2 separate regions of the Homo sapiens genome follow, and region 2 is linked to region 1. Evidence: chromatin loops called from intact Hi-C (ENCODE). Cell type or tissue: CD14-positive monocyte. All regions are shown on one strand. Links, peaks and the distances in the headings refer to the core of each region. The heading gives the core; the rest is flanking DNA.

Region 1 (10,566 bases), core at 2,573-7,572:
CTATTCAGAGCATCTTCCCTTGGAATTGGCCACCATGCTAAGAGAAAGAACTATCTACTTTAGAACTGCTCTTGAGGTTCTGAACCTTGGGGCAACCCAAGCCTTTCCTTGCCCCTGGTTCATGGCACCTGCCAGCCATTCTATAAACATTTAAGTGCATATGATATATCAGTCTAAGGCAAATTTGTGACTGAGGTCATCATTCCCCAGACCCCCATGTCAGCAGTCGCCCACTGTGGGGGCTGCCTTTGGAGGCTGCGGTCTAGTCTTGTTAGCAGGGGTGGATCTGTACAAGTCTGCAGCAACTCAATTCTTGCCTTGCAGAAGAAAGAATACAGCCAAGGGGCAGCAGGCAGGGTGAGAGACTGAGGCAAGTTTTAGAGCAGGAGTAAAAGTTTACTAAAAAGTTTTAGAGAAGGAATGAAAGGGAGTAAAGTACAGTTGGAAAGGGCCAAGCAGGCGACTTGAGAGATTCAAGTGCTCTGTCTGACCCTCGACTTGGGTGGGGTCTTGTATGACATGACTCCAGGGTCCACATTTCTTCTTCCCTGATTCTTCCCTTGCAGCAGGCTGCTCCCATGCAGTGGCCTGCCAGCACTTGGGAGAGGAGCATGCACAGTGTGTTTGCTGAAATTGTGTGCAAGATCATTACCCTTTCCAGGTAAGCATTCCTAGAGGAAGGTCACATACCAGTTAAACTCTGCCATTTTGCCATTTAGTGCACATACTTGGGCCCACTCATCCAGCTCCTGAGATCCTATCAGGAAGCTGATCACCAGCTTCAGATGTTTCCTGTCTACTGGAAGACAGCCTTTCCCTAGTGCCAGGCATGGCCAATTAGAGACAGCTTAACAACAACCTGGCTATCACCTGATGGTCACCTGACATCCCTGGGGCAGGGGGCCCTCTTCTGCCCTGCTCATGTCTGCCTAAATACCAACTCTAACAGTCTGATGCCCCAAACATCTTATTATGAAAGGACCGCTCCTGCTCCCTCTCTGGGTTTTTGAACTTCCCACTCTATCACAAGTGTCCTTGCTCTCCACCCCTCAGCCCCTGCATCTCTGAGACTTTCCATGCTTACTCTTTACAGTCCTGCCTGGCCTCTCTCTCCACCTCGCGGCCCTTGCATCTCTGTGACATTCCATGCTTTTTTATGCTCCCCCTGGCCTCACTCTCCACTCCACAGCCCCTGCATCTCTGAGACTTTCCATGCTTACTCTTTATGCTGCCCCTGGCCTCACTCTCCACCCTGTGGCCCCTGCATCTCTGTGACATTCCATGCTTATTTTTTCTGCTCCCCCTGGCTCATTCTCCAACCCTTGGCCTCTGCATCTCTGCAACTTTCCACGCTTTCTCTTCCTGCTCCTGCCTGGCCTGTTTTCTTCCATACTGCTTCCCCTTTCCTCTTTGTCTTTGTATCTTTTCCTGCTTCTCCCTCTTTGTGTCTGTCATTCTTTATTATTTATGAAACAGATCCTCAGAGTGCTCTCTTCACAAAGAAAACTGAAGAGTGAGGTTTCTCTCTGCTTTGAATATTTGGCTTTCTCCTCCTGAAATAGGACATAACTCTCTGGATACCTCGGTGCCGGCCCACCATTTCACAGGGTTTCTGAGTGGATATGTTAAGACCATGTGAGTATAAAATAATCCACCCTTATGCAAATATAGAAAGTATTAATTTTAAAGTCATCTAACAGGATTGACATCCTGAAATTATTTTTCTAATAGGTCTTTGTTGCTCACCTATTTTTGCTCTGCAGTGCTTTCCATGGGGTGGGGAAAGGGCCATAGAGGTGAATGATACATGAAAGGGTCATTGTTCTGACCTGGCCAAGCCTGACCTTCAGAAGGACCATCAGCAAAATTCCCACAGATTGGAATGGTTGCTATAAAGGGAAAATGCAAGGTGTCTTGATGAAGAATATAATGGGGGCTACTTCACCTCAGGTGATGTGTTAGTCACTCAGGCTGCCATAACATAATATCACAGACTTGGTGGCTTAAACCAAAAGAGATGGATTTTCTCATAGTTCTGGAGGCTGTAAGTCCAAAATCAGGTGCCAGCATGGTCGGGTTCTGGTGAGGCCTCACTTCCTGGGTTGCAAATGGCCACCTTGTCACAATGTCCTCTGTAAACCAAAAATAAAATTCAAAGTCCCCTGACTGAAGGCACCCTCCTCTTGGCCAAGGGGATTTCAAAATAAACTGGTTCAGACCATGATGGGAAGTGGGTGTCCGACATGCCTCCTTATACCCTCCTCCCCTGGAATTCAGGCACAACTGACCAGCTTTAACATTAAAATGTAGATCTTAAGACTGACAGAAGAAAATCCATGTAGCAATAAGATATCAAATTCCAACCTGACTCTAGTAGAACGTCACATGACAGATAGCAGGCCCTGAAAGAAATCAAAGTATTTTCCCCCAGAACATATTTCATTGACATATTTTGAAATGGTCCTGCAAAGCTGTCTCTCATGGGGAAAATCTACATTCCATAGAGAATCCCCTTCCCTTTCCAGGTAGTTTCCTACCCAGGAGAGATTTAACTAAGAGTCTGGCACATTTTAGCACCTGATAAAAGACATTTACTATTAATATCTATTTTCTGAGGCCCGCTACCTAGAGGCTTCATCTACATAACAAGAAATTTGGCTTCCACAACCCTCCTTATCTTAGCATTTCTTTCTGCTGACTTCAACTCTTCAGGCAGAGCTTAACCCTGTCAACAAACTGCCATCAGGAAATCTTTAAATCCACCTATGACCTGGGAGCCCCTGCCTCTCCAGGCCAAACCAATGTACACCTTGCACGTATTCATTTCTGTTTTTATCTATAATTTCTATCCCCTGAAAATGTATGAGATCAAGCTATAACCCAATCACCTGGAGCACATGTTCTCTGGACCTCTTGAGACCATGCCTCAGGCCTTGGTCACTCATTTGTGGCTCAGAATAAATCCCTTCAAATATTTTACAGAGTTTGACTCTTTTTTGTCAAAACCCCACAGAGCCTTCCCTCTGTGCGTGTCCCTGGAGGAAGAGAGAGTGCATGAGCTCCACCATTAAGTCTGCAAATTCATAGACCCCTCTCTTATGACCTCATTTAACCTTAATTTCACTCGTGTCCGTGTAAAGGGACCACCAAACAGGCTTTGTGCGAGCAACAAGGCTGTTTATTTCACCTGGGTGCAGGCGGACTGAGTTCAAAAAGAGAGTCAGCAAAGGGTAGGACTGTTTTATAGGATTTGGGTAGGCAAAAGAAAATTACAGTCAAAGGGGATGTTCTCTGGCAGGCAGGGGCGGGGATCACAAGGTGCTCAGTCGGGGAGCTTTTGAGCCAGGATGAGCCAGGAGAAGGAATTTTACAAGGTAATGTCATCAGTTAAGGCAGGAACAGGCCATTTTCACTTCTTTTGTGATTCTTCAGTTACTTCAGGCCATCTGGATGTATACGTGCAGGTCACAGGGGATATGATGGCTTAGCTTGGGCTCAGAGGCCTGACACTTAATGACCTCCTAAAAGCCCCATCTCCAGATGCTGTAACATAGGGGGATTAGAGCTTCAGCACATGAATTGCAGGGGTGGTGGAGGGATGGGGAGTAGAGACACAATTCATTCCGTAACAAGTGGTCAAGAAAAGACTCTCTAGGATGGTGACACTTATGGTGAGACCCGAAGAATGAGAGGGAACCTGCCATCTGAAACTCTGGGGAAAGCCCACTGCAGAAAGAGGAACAGTAGGTGAACAGGGGGAGAAATAAGTTGTAGAGATTAGCATTAAGCATTCTATTTCACATTTGTTAAATTTGAGGCTTGTGTGACATCCAAATGGATCAGTGAAGCAATGGAATAAAAGAATGGAAAATCCAATAGTAATACAAATAATTTATTCCTTGCCAAAGTACAACCATCAAAGGTTTCAAAGATACATGTGTATGGCTTTCTATGCCTGCCCTATCTGGATCATTGTCTTAATCGCTTGGCCATCATGAAACAAGTCATTTGGGTGTGGAGGAGGATGGAGAATCAGTTGGCAAGCGTGGAGCCAGGCTAGCTTCAAGTGCAGCCCAGAGAGCCAGGTGGAGAAAATCAGCACCAAGACTTTTCCCAGGTGAAGCACTTCATCAGGCTTATCAGAGGAAGTGTGTTTAGGGGTTCATTAGAGAACACAATTAGTCAAAACAAATTCTTCCTGTCTGGGAAGCCACCAAGTCCTTAAAAAAAAAATGCTGTATGAGCATCCCCAGTGGCCAATTGTGCATCCAAGAAAATGCTGCTGTCACCATCTGAGTAAGTTTCATTAAGTCCAAATGCCTCAAATTGCCTTCTTTTTCTTCCTGAAACCCTCAGCTTTTTAATTCCCTGAAATCCATGGTCTTTGACTTCCCACTGCACACAGTTGTTTAGATAAATCCATTGAAGATCTCTGCCCACAAAGCATACGATTCTGGAGAAAGGAAGAGACACTTCCCAAACCCCATGAGGCCTCACCCACTTCCTGCGAGAAGTTCAGAAAAGATCCCTCTGTGTTCTTGGTATCAGAGAGCACCTCGAGACATCGAGAGGCACTGGTGATGTTAGTTAAATTGCACATATAAACAGAATGCATCCGATTTTAATTGCTTTATTCCTCTCTACCAAACAAAACATGTATAAGCCTTAGCAGGCTGATAAAGGCCTCCAGGCACTGTTTTAACAACTTGCATATAATTTGCAGTTTGCAAGCACTGGTGAGGAAAGGCCTGCTGGGGGCAGAGGCTCTGTTACAAATCCTGGAGGTGAGGTTGCCAGGAGGGGAAGGAGGAGTGGGAAAAATTCTTATTACTTTGATTGTGTATTTTAATTCCAATATATTGAAAAAAAATGCACTCATTTTGTAATATAATTGTGTCAATGTGTTTTAATACAGCATGTTGTTAAAGTTACTTATACATTCCTGGGAAGATAAAATCTAGGGGCTAGAAGTCAGTCATTTAAATAATATGAAAATATCCGGGGCTCATTTGATGACAGTGTTTCAAATATTGGACCAAACAAGAAGTAATTCTCCCAACTTCCTATGATCTTTACCCCTTAATGTTACTCCAACAAGTGCTATTTTGAATTAATTCCATCTCTCATTTATTATCTTGTTACTGGAAAAAGGAGTCCCAATCCAGACCCCAAGGGAGGGTTCTTGGATCTTGTGCAGGAAGGAATTCAAGGTGAGTCACAGAATACAATAAAATGAGATCATTTATTGAAAGCTACTCCAATTACAGAGTGGGGATCCTCAGAAAGTGAGAGAAGGAACACATCATCCTTGTTTTAAGTTTTTCTTCCATAGCGGTCTTATCTATGCAAAAGCTAAGCTAAGCTATGACTATGTGCAGACGGGCTGACAGCGTGACAAAATTTATTATTCTGCTGATTTAAAGAAAACTGTATTTGGCATTTTAGTGCATATGTACATCAAAGCATAATAAGAAGTATCTTGAAGGCATATATTTTTATGTACATTGGGGCATCTGGACATTTTGTTGTCATAGGAGTTTGTCCTTGCAGTCATTGTAAACTGCTTCCTTAGCCATAAACATCTTATGACCATGGGTTGTGATTGGCAAGGAATGCGCCTTGCTGGTTTTAAGATGGCATTAATTCTAAAATGGTGTCACCTGGGCTCTCCTGGGCTCCTGTTTCCCGACAAAAATCTCCTACAAGGGAATGGAGAGTGGACACAACATTTCCTGGGAAAAAACCATAAGTCTCTTGTTCAATTAGAAAATGCTAAAAATTGGGCTTATCTGAGTGTGTAAATTATGTCAAAGAGTTGACAGATGACATACGTTGATATATTCATGAAAGGGGGCATTTTTCCTTTACATATAAGGAAGAGAGTTTAGGTTTCAAGTTTATATGTAAAGAGCTTGAGAGTCATCACTCCAGTCCTTCCAACAAATAAAAGTTGGACAAACTGAAAATCAATGACCTTTCTTGAACCTATTGGAGAACTGAGTTCACAGTGTGAAACAGAGCTCATGGGAGGCCATTGTTTAGGACTGGCCTCCTGCACTAGGCCCTGGGCAGACCAGAACAGAGTCAATGTACTGAGGGCTACCTAATGAAACTGAACTTTGAAATGAACCAGTTTTCCTAAAAAACGAGAGATTCTGGTTAACCTGAGTCAGCATAAGAAAGTTTCCTTTGTTTTAGTCCCATAAGGAAAATATCTTCAAAATGACCAGTCAGCATAATAAGAAAGTTCTCTTTGTTTTAGTCCTACAAGGAAAATATCTTCAAAGTGCCCAATCTGCTTTCTGTTTCTGCTTTCTTCAGCCCCTTTCTGCCCATGAAGCCAACTTCCTATGCTCAGCTCATTAGAACACGGACTCTATAGAATGAGGTGTTGACAAATTGAAAATAAAAGCCCATTAAGACCTTTAAGTTTGTTTTAAGTTTGCCTTTTGATAACAGGGTAAGTCACTACCCAGAAATCTGGAATCTCTCCATCTCTGGATGAGTCCAGAGAATCACAGCTGAACTCTGCCTCTCTGGAGCAGAAGCCGCTGTAGACATAAACTGGTAGGAACACTTAGATGATCAAGTTGACACATTCCTATGAACTGAATGTGTGAGACTGAAGAAGGCAATGTAAGACTGGTCACTGCAGCCTTGGGGAGACCTCACACTTTTATGGATTTTATCTCCAGGAGCCCTTCAGGTTCTGATGGTGAAGATCCTGGAAAGAGCTGCTCCCAGCTTTGGCAGGGAAAGGAAGAGTATTCCTTATGAAAGACACCAGACCTTCTCCTTCCCCTGGAAGGTCCACTCTCCAAGGGAAAGACTTCTCAGCCTCATTCCAGCCTGGGGAAGGGCATTTTCTACTGCAGCTCCCTCCAGCCTTCCAGTCTCACCTAAGGCTGGGGGAAACACTTGTGAAGTCACAGGCCAGACACAGAGCCCCACTGAAAGACTGAGATTTAATTTGATGATTATAGGACACTCCCCTTCCCCTACAATTTACCACCTCAACAACAGGGCTTCAGTATAACAGCAGTGAATTACAGTTGAAACAGCTCCAGACAGAGGCTCTGAAGAGCAGGACTCAAGGTCAAGAGGCGAGGCTTCTGGCACCTACAGCAAATATTGAACACAGCCCAACTCTGAGCCAGATGAACATAAATCCTCACACTAAGGCCTGTTGACCTCAGTTCCTATTGCTCTGAATTATTAGCCAGATAATTTAAAATACTGTGGTTAGTATGTTAAGGGTTCCAGTGAAAAACTAGATAACATGCAACAACAGATAAGTAATATAAGCAGAGTGATGAAAATACTAGGAAAGAATCAAAAGGAAATACAAAAAATCAAATCACTGCAAAAGAAATGATGAATGCCTTTGATGGGCTCTTCAGTAGCCCAGACAGAGCCAAGGAAAGAATCAGTGAGCTTGAGCATATGGCAACAGAAACTTCCCAAACTGAAATGCAAAGAGAAAAACATATTTAACAAAAAACAATAGAATCCTTAAGAACTGTGGAACAACATCAAAAGGCTTTATGTATGTATTATCAGAATACCAGAAAAAGAGAGAACAGCACATGAGTGTTCAAAGTAATAATGGCTAATAACGTTTCAAAATGAATGATAGACCCAGAGAACTGATAAATACAAAACAAGCAACAAATAAACAAAAGCCACAATCACATACCCTTAGGTATATTATGTTCAAACTGCAGAAAACCCAAAGACTAAGAGAAAATCTTGAAACAAGATTATTGATATTTAAAAGGCAAACATTTAAAATGACAGGAACAATTTATTGAGTGATTATGGCACATGGAGAAGTGGGGTGAAGGCAACAACATCCCAAGAATTTGAAGGAGGAACTGGGAATGTTCTGTTAGGTGGCATCTGCACTGCCTGGGGGGTGCCCAGTGTTATCTGAAGGTGACTTATTGGTAAATGGGGAGAAGGGTCCCCAAGGAGGTAGAGTGGCTTGGTAAGTCAGTGGGTGCACCAAGCATGGATAGCAATGTGACTGGAGCCAGAGAGACGGGGGCTCAGCCCCAATCCCACTCACTGTGCCAGCTTCAACAGGGTTTTCACAGCTTTTACTCTCAGATACCTCATCTCAGAAATTAAAGCTATCAATAGTTCCTTTGTAAGTCTCTCTGGAATTGACATAAAGCAAGTAAAGCTGTCCACATAACACCTGGCACAGGTAAATCGCCTATATATGGGAACTGTTATTATTTCAATTGACAGCAGTGGCGCTCATATTGTGGTTTCCCCAGACCAGCAACATCACCTGCAAATGTGTTAGAAATGCAAATTGTCAGCTCTCACCCCAGATCTACTGAAGCAGGAACTCAGTGAGTGGGTCCAGAAATTTGTGTTTTAATGAGTCTTCCAGGTGTGCTGATGCTTGCTAGTGCACGAGAAGCACTGCTTTATACAATGAAGAAATTACTAGTGAGGCCAAATACTGAATGGCAACTCTGATCACCTGGCTTTCCTGACATCAAGCTCTAACATCATAAGTAGCTCAGACAACAGTGTTGTTAAACACAGCTATTATTGATCACATTCTACCTTCACTATCAGAGGCAGCTCAATGCTTGGCACATAGTAGGTCCCTAAAAAACACTCAAGTGAATCAGGACCACAGCTCTCCCCATGTAACCTCACTATTTCGATAAGGAAGGCAGAGCGTCCAGCAGCTTCCTGCTCCACCTTGCCCTGTGTGCTTTGCCATCTGATGACAGCCCCATGAAGAAGTCAGAGTTTGACTCCTAAATATAGGACTAAGGGGACTGAGATTTGATCCTACAGCCTCTGTTTTCAAATGAGATAAGGCTGAAAGGCCACATGACTCCCTTCATAAGTGATTCAGGGAGGAAAGAAAACTAGAGCTAAGATCACCAATTTTTTTGTTGTTCTTTGTTCCATGGTTGTGCTGAACCCCTATTAAGCTCAATAGGAAGGCCGAAGAGACCCAGAGCTAGCAACCAAGCCATGGGGTTTTATTAGGGGCTTACGTGCAGGGAGAGTGTTCAATGATGGTGGGCTGAACAGGGAAATCACCTTATGTACAGAAATGCTCCAGTGGTGGCGGGCCGGGCAGGAAAACTGTAACCTCTTCTGAACAGCATGTCATGTACATACCATTTTCACTTAACACCCTCCTGGTAACCTCGCCCTGGCAACCTTCATCCAATCCCAAACTCAGGGCCTCAATCCCGTGAACGGCCCACGTTCCACAGAACAGGCCAGGGGCTCAGATGTTTATCATAGACACAGAATCAATCTCCGGGTTGGCCACTCCTGGATTCCCTAGCACAGAACACACATTTAGGCGCATCTGCCATACAGGGTCATTCTAAGGGTATGCTTATTACTATCAGGTGCATTTACCCTACATTCCCCCCTCATGAACATTAAAATGTTGAGGTTTCTTGATGGAAATTTTTTGTCCATTCGTAATTTTGGTTTAATCATTGTTAGTTTTTGATCAAGCTCTGTGGGGCCTCTGTGGCATGTACAGTGCTGTGCTGGACAAGGCAGGGGACTAACAGAGTAACACACGTCCCCATCCCCTGCAGAGCCGGAGCCCTGCCCAGGAGAGAGAGAGGGTGTAGACAGCCTCATGACGATGCAGAATGGGGAACAACTGTGTCATAGCAAAGGACCACGCATGATGTTAGGGGTGTTTAAAGGGCAGAAAAGAAGTCTGTTCCAAGAGTCAGGGACCAGGGAGGCTTCACACAGGAGCTGGACACCAGAGCAGCTTCTGCTAGGGCCTCCTGGGAGACATAGTGATCTGGCCTCTCCAGGAGAATGCAATGTCCCACCTGACAACCATGCAAAGAAATGAATGGTGAAACAGACAGCAGGTCCCCTTTGCCTATTACACTAGCATTAAAATGTAGTGGACATACCTAGTGCTGGCAACAGTGTGATGAAATTGGCATTCTCATCTATTTCTGGAAGCATCTGGCAAACTGCCTACTGGGAAGATAAGCTTTTGGAAATCATCAGTCAACACGCGTGAAGCGCTATTGTCGATGTTTGTGTCATCGGCCCAGCAATCAGACATGTGGAAATCTGTCCTAACGGATGTTGTTGTTAGCAAAAGAAAAACAATATTCTCCACTGGGTTCATTTCCCAACAGCTGGAAGCAATACAGGCATCAGAGAATGGCCACCTGAATGAATACTAACTGCTCAGTGTTGAGTAGCCCTTAAAATAATTTTTCTGAAGAAATTCAGCCACCTGCAAACAAAAATCTTAAGGTATGTTAAATTAAAAATCATGTCTCAGAATTTTACTGAGGACAATTGCAAATACTCAACAAGTAATAAACCTTGGGCAAAGATACTGGAAGGAATTACAAAATAATAGTGCTATCATTAAGATGGTGTGGTTGGTTGTGGTTTTTATTACATATTTTCCCTGCTTTTCAAATGCGCTAAGATGTTCTTACAGATAACAGTTGGAGAATGCAAAATATTAGAGAGAGAGAAATGAGAATGAAAGGTCACCTCCTTATCGTTGAAGTGGTAATAAAAGTAGTCACA
Region 2 (10,921 bases), core at 2,526-7,525, 110 kb before region 1:
GACCATCAGCTGCAGACTGCCTAGGCACCGTCCTGATGTATCTGTCTTCCTTGCTTCCAAGCTCTGGCAAAGAATAAGGACACGGGGTCTTGTGTCCTCACAGCATGTGGGACCAGGTCAGGTATCTGTCCTAACTGCAGGGACCTGTGTCTAGGTCTACACCAATAGCATCAGCCTGCCCCACAGCAAGCTTCAGAGACAGCAGGGGCAGTGGGCATCCTGGACCCTGAAGGAAGCAGCTCAGTGAGGGCTAGTGTTCCTGGGTGCATAGACCTCAAGCCCAAGTCACTGACTTTCCTAGGGATGCTGTGAGCTAACCAAGGCCCTTTAAGGAAATCCCTTTATGTTGAAACTAGCTACTAGCTAGGACAGATTCTACCATTTGCAACTGAAAAGCATGAGCAAGATAGAAAAGCAATGGAAACATTTTAGAAAAGTAAAGAAAATGGGGCAGGTATTCAGAAGGGTGAGAGAGAGACAGAGAGAGAAGACAAAATTTCCACAGACTCTAGCATCCAAAATCTAGCTATGAAGCCAGCTGGGCGCAGTGGCTCACACCTGTAATCCCAGCACTTTGAGAGGCCAAGGCAGGCAGATCACTTGAGGTGAGGAGTTTGAGACCAGCTTGGCCAACATGGTGAAACCTCGTCTCTACTAAAATTACAAAAATTATCCAGGTGTGGTGGAAGGTACCTGCAATCCCAGCTACTTGGGAGGCTGAGACAGGAGAATCACTTGAACCTGGGAGGTGGAGGTTGCAGTGAGCTGAAATTTTGCCACTGCGCTCCAGCCTAGGCAACAGAGCTAGACTCCATCCCAAAAAAAATCTAGCTGTGAAACCTTTCCTATGATCCTAAGTATTTGTTTTCTTTCAGTAAAGGATCACGTCTTTCCTCATTGCTGCCTTACGTTTTTGTAGGAGGCCAAAACCCAGGCTTAACCCTGATTTTTGCCCTCTAAGAAAACCAACAGTTTATACTGCATGAATGGATTTTCTTGGTAATAGGAATTCTTAGCAACAACAACTGAGAGGTTTTATTTCTTCCTTTTGGGTCATATTGCAGCACTTCAGCGTGAAAGCAGGGTGTGTTATCTACACTTAGGATTTCAGGGTCACTGAAAGGGTCCACACTGATTCCCAGGCCACATAATGGATCTGCCACTCTGGCTTAACAGGCTGCCTGGACTTCCAGCATTATGATATAATTTGTTGGAATCAAGTATTGTCATATATAAAGAAAATATTTTTTCAAATATGAAGACCTCCGCAACACACACACACACACACACACACACACACACACACACACACACGGAAATAGCTGAGTAAGTAGCTATCTGCCGTGGGTCTCTCCAGCCACCAAATGGTCTTGACAGAAACAGCCACCTCTTTTAGGGAGATAGAGAGGAGAGGATTCAGAGACCACCTAGCCCTTTCCTAGTTTTGCCTTTTAGACATATGCAAGGGAAATAGTGAGATGGGTAAATAGTCCCTAGGTTAATAAAACCAAAAGACACCAACTCCATCTCACCACGCACAAAGAAGACTTTGTTCCAGAGATGGGACTCTGTCCTGGCAAGCTTCCACAATCAGGATGACCTTGGCAAGAATGCCTGGTCCTCCTGCCCCTCGGATGGCCCTGAGTAGGAGGAAGTTGATTAAAGAGTAATTTTTTAATGGAAATGCATTGTGTGAATTTCTGCCCTCGGGACAGGAGTATTTGATTAGTTACATGAGCAGGTAGAGACCGCTAAAACCTGATTAAAATTCTGCTCAGTGCCACCTTCTCTCCTCCCCACCCTCCTAACCGACACTCAGAGGCAGGTTGACTCTAAATAACACTGCAGCATATTTATCTCCCAAATCAAATCAATAGTTGGGGGCGGAGAGGCAAAATGAGCAGGAACATGGCAATTATGGGTCAGGTGAACCCACACTTGAAGTGGCAAAAATAGATTCATTCCAAGTTTCTTTCTTTCTTTTTTTTTTAATTGCAGAAAATCTTCATTACCTCTTTGTCCAAGATCCTGGTGGTTTTGCAAAGGATTCTGAGTTGGGGAGGGAACATTCTCGGGCATCTCATCTATAACAGGAGAAGGAATATACATGATTAAGCAGCTGAAAGTCCTTACAGTAGCAGCCTTGATTCCACATTTTGGTTGGTCCGTGGGGTCTCACCTTGTTTCAGTGAATTAGCTCTTCATCCACCTTCCCACTTGTCTGGTTCACAGTGTTCAATGAAGACTTGTTCTGCGATGCCCATAAAAGAATTTTGCCCTAGAGCCTTCCACTACAGGCTGACATTGATGGCTGAGTGCTCAGTCAATCTTCTCTCCTGGAAAGTCTGCTGGGTGCAGATGGCACCGTTGGATCCTGCACTACCCCAGTGCATGTGCCCCTGGGTTTGCCATGAAGATGTTGCATGAGCAGGTGCACACAGGCAAAAGCAAGTGGAGGCAGTGCATGTGGTAAGCATCCACATGTCTGCTGAATTGAATTCCTATACATAGTCTTCAACTCAAACACACACACACATGTCCAATAGATACAGCAGGTGCAGTGAGCCTTCAGGGGTCACCTACCACATGACGTGGTCCAGGAATCCCCATGCTGGAGACCACTGGCTGCCTGTTGGATTCTCATAAGAAAGGGGCCTGGGGCAGGAGGAAGGTGTTTTTCATATTTGGAATCCCACCTCTGTCATGTCCGGGCACGGCTCCCACAGGGCCACTCACCCTCTGCTGAACTCAGTCTCCTCCACCCTCACCTTGAGATGCCTTAACCCCTGGCTTGCTGGTGTGACAGGGTGCATTTTTGATGAATAATAGGGAAGCGGTGTCAATGTTTTGATGACTCTGGGGAGGCTGAACAAACCAAGGGGATCGCCGAACAGTTTGGAGGAGGGGAAGATGGGAGGCAATGTTTTGGAGGTCCTGACGAACTTGCATCTCAAAACAAAGAGAGGGTTTTTTATGCACTTGAGCCCCCGTGTATGCTGGACCCCTGCTACGCCTCAGCACGGATGTTCTGAATTTCTGCATCAGTCAAAGGCACAGACTCCAGAGTCAGACAGACCTGGGCTCCATTTCCAGCTCGGCCACTCCCCAGCTGCGTCACGTCAGACAGCTCAGCCTTCCATGTCTCAGCTTCCCCAACTACACAATGAGAATCATAATTCCTGACAGGGTTCTCCTAGGATGAAATGAAGCAAAGCACACGTAGCCTTTATCCTGTTCTGGCCCAAGATTTCTCAGCCTCAGCACTTGGGACTTTCTGTGTCAGACACTACTCTGAGGTGGGGTCATCTTGTGCCCTGCAGGATGCTGAGCGCCATCCCTGGCTTGCACCCACTAGATGCCAGGAGCACAACCCCCAAATGTGCCAATGACAATGCCCCCAGACATTGCTGAATGTACGCTGTGGAGAAGAATCCCCCTTGTTGAGAAGCATTGGTCTAGCCCATCAAGAGTACCCCCTAAGTGTTGGCTGCTTCCCGCTGTCACCAATACCATGACCACTCATGGGGACAGATAAGGAACAGGGACACTCTGCCTCGCACAGCTCAGTCTGGGCAGCCATTGAGGATCACAGACACTGAATTCAAGTAGGGTCATTCTAATGATTTGACTGGCTTTGATACTGAGTGCCTCATCCCTCTGCTTCTGTCCTTGACCCCAGACCCCATCTCTGCTCACCATCAGAAGCTCCTTATAAAAACACGGCTCTGACCATGTCATTACTCTATCTCCAAACCCATTTCTCCTGTCACTCAGATGCAACCCAAAACCCTTCCTGAGCCCCACAGGCTGTGCTCCTCCCACTGTTTCCCACATCCCAGGTCCTCCTCCACTGCTCCCACTCCCTGACCCCTAATTCATCTGAAGGCACCTGTCCCCTGGGCTCAGGTGGCCTTGCAGTTTTCCCGAAGACCTTGACCCACCTAATCTCCAGCCACCCGCTCCAGCCCTGAGCGGCTTCATCATAGCTGGCATCTCACAGCACACCCCGTGGGGCTGTCTGCTCCCTTATTTCCTGTGCATCTCCTGGCTGGAATGTGAGCCCCCCAGGGTGGGGACTTTGCCATTCTACTCACAGCTCTCACCTCAGTACCTAGTGATGTGAGAGCTATGAGCACCTGGTCCATAACAGCTGCTCCGAAGTATCTGCTGAATCCATGAGTGACTGAGAGACCAAAGTTCCCTGGCACTGGGAGAGGAGAATAAGTCACCCAGACACACTCACAGCTTTGGCTTCATTCCACAGCAGGTCCGTGGGCTCATTATGAGTCTGCCAGGAGGCCAGTGAATAAGACATAAGAGGCCATGGCCTCCCAGCGAGGAGAGGACCCTGAGTCGGCCCCCACGGCGCAGCCTTTCCCAGCACAGAGAAAAGAAAATATTGACTTCACAAATTAAAAGGAATAATATTAAAATTTTACAAACCTAATATAGGGTGGCCAGTCCCCTGCTCACCTTTCCTCAACACCGTCAGAGATGATTTTATGTGAACTCGCTGAAGCACAACATTCTCTCCAGGGTCCCTGTGAAGCTCCTCCCTGCAGATTGGGAGGGTTTTTCTGCCAGCTGCAAATGGGCTGTGGAGAGGACACCTGGCTGGTGTGTTTATGAATCCCTGGGAGTGTCCTTGTGTGTTTTCAGTTTCTGTGTCTGCAGCAGCCTTACACTGCCTGCCCTAATTCCAGCTGCTGCCACTGTGCACCACGGGGAGCACCCTCTTTCCTCTGGGGGTTGGGGGTAGATTTCCTTCTCTTGCAAATCCTTCTTCCAGCCAGACCCAGCCCCTCCTGGACCTCAGCTTCAAGGAGATACTGAGAAAGGAAGACCCCAGCAACATCACAGGGTCCTCTCATTTCTTATACTTTGCACCTGATTTGATCACAATGGACAGATGCTTTGCCTGTGTGGCACTGTTCTATTTCCTGTCGTTTTCTAATATAAAGGTGCCTCGGGGCAATGTCTCTGGCTCTGAGGGTGAGTGCTTGGCCCTCTGCCCATCCCTCTCACTGATGAAAGTGACCTAACAGTTCCTGTGCCTGGGCATTTTGGATATTGGCTTCCCCAGGAGGGTCTGTGGGTGAGCCATACCCTTCCTGTAACCTCCTTGGCCCTGCCTGACAGGCTCACTCTAGCAAAAAAATTAAGTTTCTTTCATGACATCATGCCAAAAGGACCGGATAAATTTTCACCCAATTTTGCGAGTATGTTAGCAAGAATCTGGCTTAAAATACAGGCCATGTGACACAGTCATGATTCACTTGGAAGGGCCTTGGGGCTCAGTAAGGGTCAGCTTCAGAGCAAACAGCAAAAGAGGTCACGTGGAATAAGAGGATAAAGACAGAAAAAAACGCAATTGGCTGTTTCAAGCATGAGTCCCAAATCAGAGTTCCTGAGTGGATGCACCCGAATGCTGGCGTCTGCAGTGGGGTTGCCTGGGTGCTCCATGAACCACGCTCGGTGAGGGGGTGGGGTGGGGGTAGGAGTAATGGGGGCAGGGGGCTGTTTACCTTCAGGGAGACAATCCTGTGTGTGCACCTATGGGTGTGCTATTCTGGCCTAAGTTGTAACTAAACCTAAGTTCAAAATATCTTTTTTTTTTTTTTCCGAGACAGAGTCTTGCTCTGTCGCCCAGGCTGGAGTGCAGTGGCGCCATCTCAGCTCACTGCAAGCTCTGCCTCCCAGGTTCACACCATTCTCCTGCCTCAGCCTCCCAAGTAGCTGGGACTACAGGTGCCCACCACCATACCCGGCTAATTTTTTGTATTTTTAGTAGAGACGGGGTTTCACCATGTTAGCCAGGATGGTCTCGATCTCCTGACCTCGTGATCCGCCCACCTTGGCCTCCCAAAGTGCTGGGATTACAGGCGTGAGCCACCATGCCTGGCCTTCAAAATACCTTTTTAAGAAATGTTTTATTTTGAAATTATTTTCAAAGTTATAAAAGAATTTGCAAGAATAGTACAAAGATCTCCAATACACCTTTTACCCAGATTCACTAATTTTTAACATTTTGCCTAGTTTTCCATACGTGTGCACGTGTGTGTGTGCAAGCTTGCGTTTCGGAGTCATTTTTAGGCAGGTGGCACCCACCGTGCCCATTTCTCCATGATGTTCAGTGTCTACACTCTAAGAACAAGACTTATTACATATTTTCAGCACAGTCACTAACTTCAGAAGATATAACATTAATACAAAAATCTAAATGATAGATCGTATTCCAATTTTGTCAATTGTCCCAATAATGTCCTTGATAGGATTTTTTTCCTGCACAGGATCCATCCAAGATCACTTGGTGCATTTAGTTCTCATCTCTTTAGTCTCCTTTTAATATGAAACAATTCCTTAATCTTGAGGCTTGTTACTCTACAGCCTGTCCATCAACTGGACTTTCCCTGTGTTTGCTAATGGGTAGGCTGACCCCCTGGTGGTGGGTAGACACCCTCCACTAGTATCTACCTACTGGCCTGATTGATGAAATGAGGATCCTCAAAGTGGCCCCAGAAATTTCTGAGTGTCCTAATAGGAGTTCTTACCAGGTGCCTGTCCACCAGCTCGAAGCCATGGCCCCATCCATCCACCTAGACTTCCTCTCCCACCTGACTGCACGGCAGCCTGGAACTCCACCTGGAGAGGCCACACTGGGCTGCCCCAGCCCAGCAGGGACTGCAACATCCTGTACCTTCCTGTCAGCATTTTCAGGGAGCTCCAGATGGACGTAAGGAGAAAATGAACCGCCCCCCTCCCCGCCCCCGGCCAGTGCTGGGGCTCCAAACTGCTTACAGTTAGGCTGGAGAGGGGCAGGAGCTGCCCAAGAAGGATTCCATCAGCTTCTTCCCACCTGAGGTACTGACTCAGCCACAGACGGACTTCTGTCCTGACCATCTCTCTCCTGAGCTCTCTCCAGGTAGGAATGACAGTGGCTGCAGACATACATGGGCATCAGTGCACCTGCAGTTTGCAGTAAACACCCTCCCTTTACATACCTAATGCTCACCCTTTAAGATTCTTTCCTACATGGAGATTCTGTTAAGCCCTCTCTCTGTCACTGCCACCACTACAGCCAGGAGGTCGGACCTCAAGTTGCCAGGAGCCCCAAGCATCAGGCTGAAGAAAGAAGCTGGCTGGAGAAGGGTGAGGAGCCTCCTCAAAACACGGAAGGCTGCTACCTGGGGGGCACTTGCAGCTCTGAGTCCAGAATGGGTAATGGGAGCAGCCTTGGCCCAGGATGGGTGGAGGCTGCAGATGAGCCCTTGCTTTCCCACACCTCTCTCAGGACAGTGCAGAGACATTTTCTCCACTTCCCTCATGGTGCCACAAAGGCTGCAAGTGGGGTCAGTTGCCTCATGGAGTATAGCTTGAGGATGCACCTTCAAGGATGCAACCTCCTTCAGTCCCTGTCTCCCTTCCCCACTCTCTAACTGGTGTTTCCTTCAATCACTCAAATCCTTATCTCGAGAGAAATCCCAACTCAGAGACCCCACATCCCCTCAGAAAGGTTCTTGCAGGTTTTCTGTGTTCACATCTTAAGTGGTCTGAGCTTTGGAGACAGGTGGTCTGAAGTAGACTCAGCCTCCCTGTGCAGAGAGGCAGGCAGCCAGCTCTCCTTCCACTGCCTGACCTTGGCCCCTCAGAACAAAGGGCAGATGTCAAGTCAGACGTCAAGTCAGACAGAACGTCCTGGCGGGTCTGAGGTGCCTCCGTACCAGACAGCTCCTCAGAAGCCTTGGACAGGTGGAAGTGGCAGGGGGACGAGTACAGGAATCAAACAGAAGCTGACTCCCTGGATGAGACTCAGACAAGGGGATTGCTAAAGCCCCTCTGCCCCGCAAGAACTCCTGCCTCCCTGCATCTGCTGCAGACACCTTGAAGCTAATAGGAGTGGGTGATGACTGTAACCCCTTATGAGTTATTAGCAATACTGGCAACTGCGAAATAAAAATAACCATTGAAACACTGGAAGACACCTTGAATTGCAATTCAATTGCAATAATCATTGTTATTGTAATAGTGAGTTAGAAAATGATTTTCTGTTAATAAACCAATGAGTAAAGGACGATTCCATACTGCAAGTGTGTGGGCTTGGCCCCGACCAATGATTTGAGAATAAACCCTCATCCCTGGACAGTCAAGGCGTGGGTGGTAGGGTGGGCAGGGGAAGAATGATAAATATTTTTGAATGTACACCCTCCTAGAATAGCAGCAACAAATCAATGGGCAGAGCACCTAGGAGCTGAGAAGTAAAAGACAGGCGGATAAGATCCAGAGACCTTGAATGACATTACTTATGTGACGCTGGAGTGAATAAACACCAGCCTGGGTTGGATACTCGGCACTAGAACTGTTAAGGGGGTGAGTGGAGGCGATGAGAACACTTATAGCCTGTGAGTTTCAGGGGCTACTCTGCCAAGTGCATTCTCGGGGTTCTCTTGTCCCATCCTCCAACCACTCAATCAGTCAGATAGTTCCACTGTTGTCCCCACTTTACAGGTGCCAGCAGGGAGAATCACAGAGGCTGAATAACCAGCCCACGGCCCCACCTGGTAGACGGTGTATACAGGACTCCAACCCCAAGACTCCAAGGTTTTATGTCCATCCTAAAAGACAGGGAAGTCGAGCAAAAATAAAAGAGTTGGGTCAAGGCTGTTTTGTGTGATAGGGAAATGTAATGCAGGAGAAAAACCACACACCCAGCCATATGAAATGGGAAGCAAGCACATTTGAGCACCGACAAGGTTAACCTTTTAATACAGAAATAATTCCATGTTAATGTGCTTGGTTTTCAACTTGCTGTGACACTATAGCCAAGGCATTTGAATCTGTTTGCGATTTTAAATGTCAAAAAATAGATGCATTTGGAAGTGGAATTTTGAAATTATGTGTTTCTGGTTCCCTCCCCTTCACATTCCTTTCCTTTCAAGAAAAATAAGGTGTGGCCCCATACAGCACCTTCTAATGAAATTTTAATGTATTTTGGAGTATTTTCAGGCACTCTACAATTTTATAGAGATGAAAATATAAAAGCTCTCAAAAGACTTCAAAACTGAATTAGTCTGCAACATATATTTAAGCTGTATTTCTTTTTGACCCAGTTTATTTTTAAAAGTCCAAAAAATATCAAAGGAGCTTCTTTCTCTCTCTTTTTTTCTCTTGGTTCTTCTTCATAATTTAACAATTATTGAACAGCTAGTATGTGCTGGGTGCCTTACAAGAATAATGTTATTCAATTAAAAGAGCAACCTGGGAGGTTGGTTGTGCTGTTATTTCTATTTTAAAGGCAAGGAAACTGCACCTCAGGGAGGACGACGGACCCTGCAGGTGAGGCAATGAGCCAGGGTTTGCAACAGGGCTTATGTCTCTTAATTTGATACAGCTGGGGTATTTGGTTCTTCCGTAGTTTTCCATTGTTGCTATAACCCATTGCCACAAATTCAGTGACTGAAACACCACCAATTTCCTATCTCACCCTGCGGCAGTAAGAGGGCTGGCATAGGTCTCACGGGGCCAAAATCAAGGTGTCTTAGGGCTGTGGTTTCTCTCTAGAGGCTCTGGAGAGAACCTGCTTCCTTGCCTGCTCACTGCGTGAGTGGAACACATTTCCTCACTGTTGCAAGACCAAAGTCCTGTCTCCTTGATGTCAGCTGCGGGCCCTGCCCAGTGTCTAAAGGGAGCCTACACTTCTTGGCTTGTAGCCCCCTTCCTCCATCATCCCAGCCAGCAGTGCTGAGTCTCTTCATGCTTTGAATCTCTTCTCCTTCCTCTCCTGTCTCAACCCTCTGAGCACTCTTCCACCTTCCTCCAGTTTTAATGACTCATGGTTACATTGGGCCAGGATGATCCAGGAAAATGTTTTTGCTGTTTGTCTTTCCAGCATGTTTCTCCAGCCCTCTCCTTTTTTCTGGTGACATAGGCTCTCTCTGCCCACAGCATGACTGAGGTGCATCCAAGCTAAGGCCCAGTTATTCAGAGTCTCCTCTTGCACGCGTGTCTGTCGGAGCCGCCAGAGAAGATCACCCCACAGCACAGAGCTGCCTGGCTGGCTGCCCTGTCACATGCCAAGAGCCCACCTGTGCTGGTACAGAGTAAGAGCAATGCATAAAGAGAGCCCAGCAAAGGAGAGGGGGACAGTGGAAAGATGGAGAAGAGAACACGGGGGAGGGAGTGTGGGTGGGGAGAAAAGAGAGAGAGAAGGAAAGAGAGAGCTCAATGAGCATCCTTCAGTCCTTCTTGAACACTGGGCCAATATTTTAATCTATTGATTGATTCATTGTAGGGGTAATTTTATTCAGATTTCAGTGATTTACAGCTGAGAAAATCCAGGGCTTAGCAATATTTTGTTCAATAAGAGAGAGAAATGGTCAGCCTACTCACCACGCACCTTCTTAGACTGTTAACACATTACCCTAAAGCAACACTCTTCAGTGCCTGCCATGCCCACAGCTGGGAGCTCAGCTCTAGGGCTCCACCCAGAAGGCCCTAGAGCAGGGAGCGGAGGTTCCAGAACGTGGTACGCACACCAGCAGCATCAGCATCACTGGGGAACTTGATAGAAAAGTCAATTCTCAGTCTCCTCCCCAGACTTGCTGATTCAGGACCTCTGGGGTGGATCCCCTATCCATGTCTTAAGGAGTCCTTCCGGTGATTCAGTGCCAGCCTGGGAGAAGCATGCCACGGAGGTGAGGAGCACAGGCTTGCAAGCTGAGTCACCCTGGCTCTGAACTGCAGCTCAGCCACATAGCAGCTCTGGGACCTGGAGGAGACGACCTCGGCTCTGTCATCTGTAGCTTGCTATCAACGAAATGGCCATAGTAATTGTACTACCAAGACTCTGACTGCAAATGACAAAACTGAACTCAATCTGAGTTATAGAAAAAAAATGCTAGCTCATGTAAATGGAATTTCATGA

Evidence for each region. Peaks named below come from ENCODE experiments on the same cell type or tissue, not always from the same donor. Only the 100,000 strongest peaks of a DNase experiment are listed, where the experiment ranks them.
Region 2: it touches region 1 in a loop (2.1-fold over the local background); 6 of 110 quality-filtered maps call a loop at or near these places.

The regions. Positions count from the first base shown.
Region 1 is chr20:60,139,302-60,149,867 of GRCh38, reverse strand. The region is part of intron 1 of MIR646HG (MIR646 host gene); the gene reads right to left. Among named protein-coding and RNA genes, the nearest start is that of MIR646HG, 6.1 kb to the right of the region's middle. In CD14-positive monocyte, for the core only: no CTCF peak of the experiment used is centred there; no DNase peak of the experiment used is centred there.
Region 2 is chr20:60,249,376-60,260,296 of GRCh38, reverse strand. The region is part of intron 3 of MIR646HG (MIR646 host gene); the gene reads right to left. It overlaps LOC105372698 (a long non-coding RNA gene), which reads right to left and starts at 4,506. Exons shown (of 2, transcript NR_171673.1): 1 at 4,444-4,506. In CD14-positive monocyte, for the core only: no CTCF peak of the experiment used is centred there; no DNase peak of the experiment used is centred there.